Regions from separate parts of the Homo sapiens genome. Here region 2 is linked to region 1. Evidence: chromatin loops called from intact Hi-C (ENCODE). Cell type or tissue: ascending aorta. All regions are shown on one strand. Links, peaks and the distances in the headings refer to the core of each region. The heading gives the core; the rest is flanking DNA.

The links. Hi-C counts contacts between places; a loop is a spot of excess contacts. Peaks named below come from ENCODE experiments on the same cell type or tissue, not always from the same donor. Only the 100,000 strongest peaks of a DNase experiment are listed, where the experiment ranks them.
Region 2: a loop joins it to region 1, with 3 times the contacts of the local background. A loop is called at or near these places in 1 of 110 quality-filtered maps.

What each region holds. Positions count from the first base shown.
Region 1 is chr14:61,583,455-61,589,069 of GRCh38, reverse strand. All of the region lies in intron 1 of LINC03033 (long intergenic non-protein coding RNA 3033), which reads right to left. Among named protein-coding and RNA genes, the nearest start is that of LINC01303, 16 kb to the right of the region's middle. In ascending aorta, for the core only: no CTCF peak of the experiment used is centred there; DNase peaks (open chromatin) are centred at 549, 2,090, 2,839 and 3,280; H3K27ac peaks cover 4,445 bases.
Region 2 is chr14:61,284,011-61,289,625 of GRCh38, reverse strand. It overlaps a transcript of PRKCH not described here. Among named protein-coding and RNA genes, the nearest start is that of TMEM30B, 5.5 kb to the right of the region's middle. In ascending aorta, for the core only: a CTCF peak has its summit at 3,275 (motif pointing right); no DNase peak of the experiment used is centred there.

The DNA of each region.
Region 1 (5,615 bases), core at 406-5,405:
ACCTTTTAAAACATACTACTTAAATGAGGCTTTATGTATATCTTCATTGTTTAAATGTTTATCATTTCCGATTTATTCTTTACTTTTTAAATATCTCAAAGCACTTTGGATGTCCCACAAGCTTCGTACTGATGCTGTCCTGTGGAAATCCGAGAAGGCATGATTCTAAACCCCTCAGAAAAACAGCTCCTTGGGGAAATGGTCGAGCGGCAGTTATTCATTGTATTCTTTCAACATACATTATTGAGTGCTACTGAGTACCAGGCTGTGTGCTTGATGCCAGGGCCTAAACAGTTGACAAAAAAGGAATTGCAATTTAAAGGAAACACTCTAGGCTCTTCGGGTGCCCTGGAGCCACAGGCTTGCCCCAACAGTGTAGGGTAGTGGGAACCCAGCACCTCTGCCTAATGGCCTCAGGAGCTTATGCCAGTTAGGGATTGGGTCAGATGCTAATAACAATTGCCAAAAATAACACAGGCTTAAGTAAGATAGTTTATTTTTCTTTCATTTAAACAAGCAAGTCTGGAGCTCGGCAGTCCAAGGTTGCTACAGCAAGTCACGGTCACCAGGGACCAGACTCCCCTTGCCTTTCTCAAGGTCACAAGTTGGTGCTAGAGCCTTAGCCGTCTTGTCTTCATTTCAGGCAAGAACCAGGAAGAAGAGGAAAGAGCTTAGAAACTCCAAGTAAATAGCCTATACCCCTTTTAAGAAGCTTTTTTGGAAGTCTGACCCAATGATCTGTTTCCATCTTATGGGCCATAGCTGCCTGCCAGGGAGACTGGAAAATAGAGACTTTTAGCCAGCCACACTGCCTGGCCATGTAAAGTTAAAAAGTGCCTTTTAAATACTAGGTGGGCAACCAGCAGTTCCTGCCCCAGGGTGATAGATGAAAAGGTGAGTTTTCAAAGATGAAGGCCTCAGACCTGGAGGGTATTTAGATTTGGAAGTAAAATGGTTCAAGAAGTGACATAAAGAAAGGAGGAGAGAGAAATTTATTCAACAAAGACTGATTGAGAGTCTAGGGTCTGCAGGTACTCCAGGTAACAAAGGGAAAGAAGACCCCACTCTTGGCCTCAAAGTCCAGTGGGGGTGGACATCTCACCAAATACTAAGGAATTAAATAAGATAATACTTGTAAAGCTTTCAAATGTCACCTCTCTTTTGAAGTCTTCCTCAAAGTTAGTCATTTTTTTGCTTAAGAATTCAACAGCACAGTTTTCATATCTAAATCCTAACAACTGGCTGGGGTTCTTTGTAATTTTATATGACTGTCACCCCCATTTTCCTTTGCTACCTGGAGTACCTGCACACTCTAGACTCTCCATCAGTCTTTGTTGAATAAATTTCTCTCTCCTTCTTTCTTTATGTCACCTCCTGAACCATTTTACTTCCAAATCTAAATACCCTCCAGGTCTGAGGGCTTCATCTTTGAAAAGTCACCTTTAGGCTCTGGTCTTCTCAGGCTTGAGACAGAGTGAAAAGAGCACATAGGACTGGCCTCAAGTCATCTGCTTTGTGCCTTATCTGCTGTGTGGCATTAGAATAATTGCTTACCCTCTCTGAACTGCAGTTTTCTTCTCTAGGAAGTGGGGATACTATTAGTGACCGTTCGTGTGATGTGAGGATTGAATGAATGAGTTCAGCATGTATCTGGCATGGAGCAGCACTCAGTAGACAGTAGCATCTTTGGTTTTCTTTTCTTGTTATAGTTTCCTTCCTACTCTAATAGAGCATGTCCAGACAAGTTAAAAGTAGTTAGCAATCTTTTGAGCTCTTCCTATGTGCCAGGTCTTCTTCTTCATTTAGTCCTGGCAATAGGACCTGAGGTAGTAGTACCTGAGGTAGGTACCACTGTAATCATCCCCATTCTACAGAGGAGGATACCGAGGCTCAGAGAATCACCCAGCTAGAGGACAGACGCAGGGCCGTAGTCTTCTGGCCACAGAGGTCATGCTTCTAACTGCTACACAACACTGCTTTTCATGTTGCACTTGGCAACTGTTAGCCTCAGCTTGTCTACCATGACTTCTTCCACTGTCCAGTCATTGACAATTTCCCTGGGTGCTCCAGAGCCCACATCACTCCAGGGATAGGCCAGGAGGAGTCTGGGTCAGTGTAAGAGCTTAAAAGTCCCCGCAGAACCCTGGCATCTACACACTCCCCAGAGAACGTTATAAAAAGTTCAGCTTCAGAGTATGAGAACAGCTGTGACCTCAGTCCAGTTGTCATCGTAAGAGGCACCCTTACCTTATGAGAATCCAGCCTCTGAAAAATTCAAAATTATATATATATATATAAATCAATGTGTGTGTGGGGGAGGATGATGTACATTACATAAAGATAATTCACTTTATAAAGTGAGTCACCCCGGGCTTCCTTTATTTAGCCATCTTTCCTTGTGCACTTACAGTGATTTAATTTTTTAAACATTCCATTTATATGAAACTTTACAGGGACATGTCTATTAAGCTAAGTGAGATACACCCATGTAATTTCATGAGCTTCATATTGCAAGGAAATTGCTACAAACCCTGTCTGAGAGAACCCTTTCCCTTGTATTTTTCTCTTCCAAATTTTCCCCTGAGGAAAACTTTTTGAATCCTATTATAGGAAGAACATCATTGAAAATCATTCAATTATCACAAAAGAAAGAAGTTAATTTTAGCTGTGCTGGGAGCTTCCACCAACCATTCCCATCCTTTTTTAGCACTGGAAAAGTACAGTTTCTTTTCCTAGAATTTTAAAACGTGGAGAGATCTGGGAATCAGTAGTTAAGGATCTGGCCGCCAGCCAGGGGCAGAATGCTGATGACATCACGGAACTTAGAGGCCAGTAAAGGAAGGGACTGTTCAGAGAGTTGGCCTTCCAAGCAAGGTTGGCCTTGGCTGTTCTGGGCACACTGTACCAGTGGGTGGATTAATGAGGTGCCTTCCTGACCAGGCTGCCAGTGATGGGGCAGAAAATCACCAGCAAGAAAAGGGCAGAAGGCAGAGAGGGAGGAAGGAGAACAGGGGTGAGAGTCTTTAAAACCTTGGAGAGAAGAGTGAAACCTATACTTTCATTACATCTTGTAGTAATTTAAAACCATGCTTGAATGTGAAACAGAATCTTTAGGATGCCAATGACTAGAAGCTACTCAATCACCAGCCTGAACTGAAAAAGAACAAGGAACCTAAGCATTTAAAGCCTTTTAGGAGTGGTCTTCTAGAGGAAACCAGAGCCTGCTGTGAGTTTACATTTCAGGAAAACCTGGCCTGGTGAAGCCTGCCCTGACTCATGCCTATGAGCTGGAGCTGATGTTCATTGCTCGGAAAGGTCGATGTTCCTTCTAAAGCAATGAAACACAGAGCTGGGACCCAGGACTGCTCAGAAATCCCCTGGAAGCTCTTCTGCACAACCCTGTACCTACCTACATCTTTTTCTTTAACTTATTTTTTTTTCTTTTAAAGATAGGTCTCCTTATTTTGTCTAGGCTGGATTCAGATTCCTGGACTCAAGCAATCCCATCCTCCTCATAGTAGGGACTATAGGTGTGCTGGCTTACCTAGGTCTTTAAATAGGGCCTGACTAGGGTGAGGCCAACAGGTGTATAGGGCATAAGATTTAAGGAGGTTCTCACTCTCAGGGCTGTGCAAGTGCAGGGTTGGCTCCTGAGAGTGGCCACCTCCTTAAATTTGCATGCTATACACTTGCCTGGCCTCACTCTCCCTGCCCTGCCTTTCTAACTCCCCATTTAGTAACTCCCAAATTCTAATTGGTTAGGGATGGGGTATGGATATTTTTAAATGCTCCTCAGATAATTCTAACGGGTAGCCAGGATGGGGAGCCACTGCTTTAAGTGAACAAGGGTTGGTGGTAAATTGAAAGAATCCAATTGAAAGCCAAGAATCAATCTTGACTTTATCTTTTTCTATTGTGTTAACTGGGGGAAACAATTCTTATCAAATTCATTTTGGTTCAGTCTGTTCACTAGCAGTCACAAAGGGTCCTGTACAGGGTTGCCAGATAAAAAACAGGACACCCAGTTGAACCGAATTTCAGATAAACAACAAATAATTTTTTAGACTTTTCTGAAATTCAAATTTAACTGGGGATCCTGTATTCTCGTTTGCTAAATCTGGCGACCCTCGTTTCACATGACAAGTCAAATGTGTGGATTTAACTGCATGGGGCAGCATTTCCTAGTTTGTACTACAGAACACACGCTGCAGTAGATATAATGTGTATTATACCAAGAAAAAAAATTTGAGTTTGGCAAACATTGGGTGAAACAAAGTTAACTGGGTTTTTTGACTGTAAAACTTCTCAGAGTCTTTGATATGCAAATGTTCAGTGACCCCTCAAGTTGGAGACTTGTGGAGTTCCCAAACTTACATAACGGGGGACATCTTACATAACTAATGTTCCAGTAAACTTACTGCAGAAAACACTACTGGGAGAGGAGGGGGTGCTATTGAAGGGTTTTAAACAGTCAAGTAACAAGATCAGACTAATGACTGAGGTAGATAATTCCACTTTCAGAAGTACCAACTTGAAAGGAACAAGCACAGAGCCCAGGCAGAAGGCTGTGTTATTTTAAGAGGGCTGCCATGACTAAGTGCCACAGACTGGAGCTTGAACAACAGAAGTGGATTGTCTCACAATCCTGGAATCTGGACTTGTGAGATCAACGTTTGTCACAAGGATTGGTTTCATTTTGAGGACTCCTTCCTAGGTTTGCAGATGGCCGGTTTCTCCCTGTCTTCACATGGTCTTCCCTCTCTGTGCATCTGTGTCCTACTTTCTTCTTATAAGGACATCATGATGGCTCACGCCTGTAATCCCGGCACTTTGGGACGCTGAGGCGGGTGGATCACGAGGTCAAGAGATTGAGACCATCCTGGCCAACATGGTGAAACCCTGTCTCTACTAAAAATACAAAAATTAGCTGGGTGTGGTAGTGCATGCCTGTAGTCTCAGCTACTCGGGAGGCTGAGGCAAGAGAATCGCTTGAACCCAGGAGGTGAAGGTTGCAGTGAGCCGAGATCGCACCACTGCACTCCAGCCTGGCAACAGAGTGAGACTCTGTCTCAAAAAAAAAAAAAAAAAAAAAAAAAAAAGGACATCAGTCATATCGGATTAGGGCCCAGCCATATGACCTAATTTTGCCTTAGTTACCCATTTAAAGGCCCTGTCTCCCAAAACAGTCACATTCTGAGGTGTGGAGAGGTTGTTGAGGGGATATAATTCAGCCCATAACAGAGAGCTTTATAATAAATCTACTGACAGATGATGGAGGTTGTGAATCAAGGCAGTGGGGATGGGGAGAAAGATTGAATCCCAGAAATATTAAAGAACCAGAAATCAAAGGACAGGGGAATTCATGAGACATGGTGAATGAGCAAAAGTAAAGCAGAGTTTCGAGCAAAGAGTAGCACTCAAATATTTTTGTTGCCATCCCTTTGCTGTTTCCCGAGTCTAGAATAGAATCATGTAACACAAATTCATGCTCATAATGCAGTGTTTGATTGAATTCATTTCTGGGATAGATGCATGAACAACACAATTATTAAATATTTCCTGGCTGGGTGTGGTGACTTATGCCTCTAATCCCAGAACTTTGGAAGGCGGAGGTG
Region 2 (5,615 bases), core at 380-5,379, 300 kb after region 1:
AAGTGATCCTCCCACCTCAGCCTCCTGAGTAGCTGAGACCACAGGCACATGCCACCATGACTAACTAATTTTGGTATTTTTTATAGAGACAGGATTTTGCCATGTTGCCCAGGCTGGTCTCAAACTCCTGCACTCAAGCAATCCTTTTGCCTTGGCCTCCCAAAGTGCTGGGATTACAGGTGTAAGCCACTGCACCTGGCCTTGGCAGTTTCCTTGGTAATGACCCTCATGTATTCTAGGTTCATTTTCTGGAGTAATACAGAATAAAATCACTCCTTGCCTTTTAAGGATGCTGAAGATGGCTACTATGTTCACCTCAAGATTTTTATGCCCAGCCTATACATGCTTAGTTCCCTGAACTGGTCCTCTTTGGATCTAGATTCTCATCATGCTGGTCCCCTTCCTTTACACTTAACTTGGGTTTAGAGATGTTCTTATTAAGGAATTTGCTCACCCAGTAATGTTTTAAAAGTGGGGCTGGGTGTGGTGGCTCATGCCTGTATCACCTGCAAGGTGACACAGCACTGGTGCCAGAGTCAAAGCTGTGGCAACCAAAAGCCATAGAAGCCAAGATATGGAGGTGCAAAAACCAAGAGCCTTGCTGAAGATGGCCTGCCTGAGCTGCAGAGAGAAGCAGAGGCAAGACAATGCAGAGAGAAGGGAGCTGCCTGATGACGTTCTACTCCTGTGACAGCCAGATCTGCTTCCTTCAATTCTTCCTTCTGTGACATCCCTCATCTCTGAACAATAACAACCTCTTTATTAAAGCTGATTTGAATAAGTTTCCGTTCCTTGCATCCCAGAAATTTCCGACTAAGTCAAAGAGAATTGCTAGATGAAATAAGCTGAAGTAGGTGAGTGGCTCCCAGAGCTCCTATCATCACATCAGAGCCTGCTCTGAGTGAACTTCCTGGTAACATCTACAGTCTTGGTTTCATTAAGATTCCCAAACTTTGGCTTAGAAGTTGACACAATGCAGCCATCCTCACAGAACTTTTCCTACAGAAAGAAAACTAAAAATTTAAACACAGCCATTACGAATTCAGAGTTACTATTCAGAGAAAAAGTCAGGGGCCCCTACAACACTCCATGGGTATACGATCTCCAGATTGAATATTAACAAGTCAGTATTGATCAGCACACATGACATAGGTTCCTAGGGTGCTGGGCCAAGGTATTTTTGCATTTGAATCAGTGACCTAGGTAATGGAATTGAAAGTATGTTTATTGAGGCTTGTCACCACAGCTCATGCCTGTAATCCCAGCACTTTGAGAGGCTGAGGCAGGAGGATCGCTTGAGTTCAGGAGTTCAAGACCAGCCTGGGCAACAGAGCTAGACTCTCTTTCTACAAAAAAATAAAATTTAATTTGTATTTAGTTTTTTTTCCGGTGGTTCTGGGGGAAGAAATGAAAAAAACAGAGTATGTGTATTTGGCTCATTGATGATATCACATAGGGAAAGACATCTAAGCATGTCTTTGTTGGGCACCTGAGTTTTCCTAAAGGATGTCACCCCTCTCTCCCTAGTTTATGGCTGTTAGAATATATGGCTTTGCTCTGATGTAGCAATATATATTTATTCAATTTTAAAATCTGATAACTTTCTGAAATTTTTGAAATGTTTAATTATTTACCTGATACGTAAGAAATTCCTAAAGTTTCAAACAGATATAGTCACTATGCAGAGGGTAAAGCCAGTCTGAGGTCGCTGAGGTGAAGACTTCCCCAAACCAGTGAGTTTCACTACACTGGGGACAGGATGGCAGAGGAGGTGACTTCTAGCCTCAAAAGATTGGCTGGCTCCACAGACACTGTCATGGTGTCCCCCTCCCTCTTCCAGTCCTCACCTTGGGTATAAAGCCCCTCTCACTGGCCACACTGGGCAGTCTAATTCAGTTTCTTTTTTTTTTTTCCTTGAGACGGAATCTCACTCTGTTGCCCAGGCTGGAGTGCAGTGGCACAATTTCAGCTCACTGAAACCTCCACCTCCCAGGTTAAAGCAATTCTCATGCCTCGGCTTCCCAAGAGGCTGAGATTACAGGCGTGCACTACCATGCCTAGGTAATTTTGTATTTTTAGTAGAGATGGAGTCTCGCTATGTTGGCCAGGCTGGTCTCAAACTCCTGGCCTCAAGTGATCTGCCTGCCTTGGCCTCTCAAAGCGCTGGGATTACAGGCGTGAGCTACCGGGCGTGGCCCTAATTCACTTCTGAGTCAACCCCCTCTCTTCTTTCCAGTACAGAGCTCTTCCTTCCCCTCTGTCTCAATTCTGTCACCTAACTTGTCCTCTGCCTATTCTGGTGTTGCTCTCCTGCCAACTCACCAAGCACAACCCCTACAGCCAAACTCTACCCACACAATTCAAGTCCAGCCCTATCCTTGCTGGTTTATCTTTTTTTTTTTTTTTTTTTTTTTTTTTTTTAAGACGGAGTCTTGCACTGTTGCTCAGGCTGAAGTGCAGTGGTGTGATCTCAGCTCACTGCAACCTCTGCTTCCCGGGTTCAAGCGATTCTCCTGCCTCAACTTCCAAGTAGCTGGGATCACAGGTGCATGCCACCACACCTGGCTAATTTTTGTATTTTTAGTAGTGACGGGGTTTCGCCATATTGGCCAGGCTGGTCTCTAACTCTTGACCTCAGGTGATCCACCCGCCTTGGCCTCCCAAAGTGCTGGGATTATGGGTGTGATCCATTGCACCCTGCCAACTGTCTTTTAATCTGGCCATCCCATACCTAATGCCTCTGCTGTTTAAGACCTTCTGTTATCCATCTCAGTCCCATTTTTCACTTTATACTGCCCCCTGCAACTCAACCCACCCAACTGTGCTCACAGTTCACCCTCTTTTTTTTTGAGATGGAGTTTCGCTTTTGTCGCCCAGGTTGGAGTGCAATGACGTGATCTCGGCTCACCGCAACCTCCACCTCCCAGGTTCAAGCGATTCTCCTGCCTCAGCCTCCCGAGTAGCTGGGATTACAGGCATGCGCCACCATACCCGGCTAATTTTGTATTTTTAGTAGAGACGGAGTTTCTCCATGTTGGTCAGACTGATCTCGAACTCCCGACCTCAGGTGATCCACCCGCCTCGGCCTCCCAAAGTGCTGGGATTACAGGTGTGAGTTCACCCTCTCTTTGACCACTGTTTTGCAGTAAGTTAGTGACAAAGAACCAACACACCGTGGCAGGGAGTGGAGAGAATTCGCTTCTGTCTTTTGTGCCTCTGGTGCTTACAGTGCTAGTTAATTAAAGTTTCTCTGCATCTTCCACTAGGGGGTACCACTCCATAACTTTTGAAACAGAAGTCTGCTGGATGCAGTTCTTAATAAAAAATGAAGTCCAGGCACAAAGAATTTTTTTAAAACTTTTCTGAGCGCATGCTGTAATTTTATGAAGCAATTTAATTTGATTCTTTTTAAATAAAAGCTGCCCCATGGGCAGAGTAATAGGCAACAATCTTGAGCAGTATAAACCTATATAAGGGAATGCCAATTAAAAACCCAGGTTCTGTTACAGTAAGATAAATAGTCATGAATTAAATGAACTACATGCAAAAACTGAGAACAGCCAGACAAGTGAAGTTATTTTTATTCTAGCAAGAGAAATGAGCATGCTAAACAAAAGTTGGATTTAAAACAAAAGCTTTTGTAAAAACAAAAATACAAGCAACTCAGCTGTTCCTGGGACTCTGTGTAAATGGAACAGAGTTTGCTTATCTTTGGGGTGTTAAGAGAAGATCTGCAACAATAAACACTGGTTCAAGGTTAACGTTTTTGGAGTTTTTTGAGGAGGAAATATGCCAAGGCCTTACAGTGTAGCATGGTTGAAGAAACAGGACACTGGAATTAAGCTGCCCTTTGAATCCCTCATCTCCCCATTACAACTATGAGAACTCAGGCAGCCTCCATTGCACTGGCTTGAATCTTAGTTTTGCATCAGTTCTTTGAGTATAATTGGACTGAATGCCCCCCATTTGTGTACAAATTAGATGGGACAATGTATATAAAGTGTTTACGCAGTGACTGTAAGTACTGATTCACAGAAGGTACTCAATAAAAGTTAGCTATTATTCAATGAGTCATTGTAAGGAAGACTAGGAACAGAAATCTTTGCTTAAAAAAGACACACTAACAATCATTTTGGTAAACACGTTCGTACAGATAAGCAATCATGAGAACAGAGAAGTTAAGCAATTTGACCAAGGTCACACAGTTATATCCTAAGGAACTTTCAGGGTAGAATCTGAACTTCCTTAAGGTCCGGCCAGCATTCTTTCCCCTATCCAATACTATTCTCCTAGTATCTGAGAGTTTATTGGCATAGACTAAATATATTCTGTGCTTAGCTCTTGGTTTTGTTGGCAAATTTTTGGTGAAAGTATCAAAATATATACATTGGTGTGGCAGTGTAAATATGACTCCAGCAGTATGTATTTTTAAAGAGCTTCACCTTTAAGTCCCTTTCCTACTTTTAGAATTTTATCCCAAGGAAAAAAATCTGAAAGAAAACGTTAGGGGGAAAGGGAGACACATAGTTTTTTTTAAAAAGGGTTATATGCAGAAAAGATGGTCACTATCATATACTTTGGAATACTGAAAAACTGGATATAACCTACATGTCCAACAATAGTTAAATATGATAGACCTATGAATTATGGCACCATTAAGGAACATAGAAAATATTTATTTCAATCTTCATCTCATTCCAAAATGAGGTAATTTGACAACTAGAATAATTGTGTGTATATCTTAATTACAATCTATTAAAAATTAAATATTTACATGGATAAAGTCTGGGAGATAAAATGAAAAAATGAAGTGATTTTAGCAGTATTTGGACTAGAAATGCCTTTTTTCTTTTCCTTTGAGTTCTTAATAACACTGATACAAAAAACAATTTTAGAGTGAACTTGTTTCTTATTTTACTGGTACTAAAGAGTTTACATGATCCAAGCATCCTTTAATACATCACAACATATGTAATAAAATGAGAGAAATGAGATCTGAACCTTCCTTACATAGTGAACTCTGAGGAACACGACAATGTATATCTATATCAGTCTTCCACCTCTCGGAACTTACGAGCTGGTAGGGGAAATATAGTGTATACATGGACCTTGGTACAGCTTCACCTCCAAGATCTTTAACACCCCATCTCATACCAGCACTTTTTCCTCCCAGCTTTCACGGCACCTGCCAATTAACATTATTAGGACTGCCAATCTACCAGTATCTTCTTTTTCTTTTGATCCACAGGGTTGGTTTCATTTTCTTCGCCTTTCAGATTAACTACTAAGGCACATCTCTTTAGCCACCCCTCCACAAGGACTGCAATACCTTGAATTTTTTATCTTTCAAATTCATCTGCCCTGAAAACCACCATATGCTGGTCACACTCAGTCATTTCTTTCTCCCAGCCTGAGGTGCGGGAGCCCAATACCCAGCTGCATTCTGCAGAGGGCATTTTTATCACCCTGCCCTCTTGTTTCAGAGGTGAGATAACTCTGCACCTGTTCTCTGAAACCAGTGGCTCTGGCTGGTGGATCAGCGTCTCCAGCCTGCTCCTGCCTTTGCACTATCAGTAAGCTTGCCACCCCTCTTTTCAACCTCATCTGCACTATTA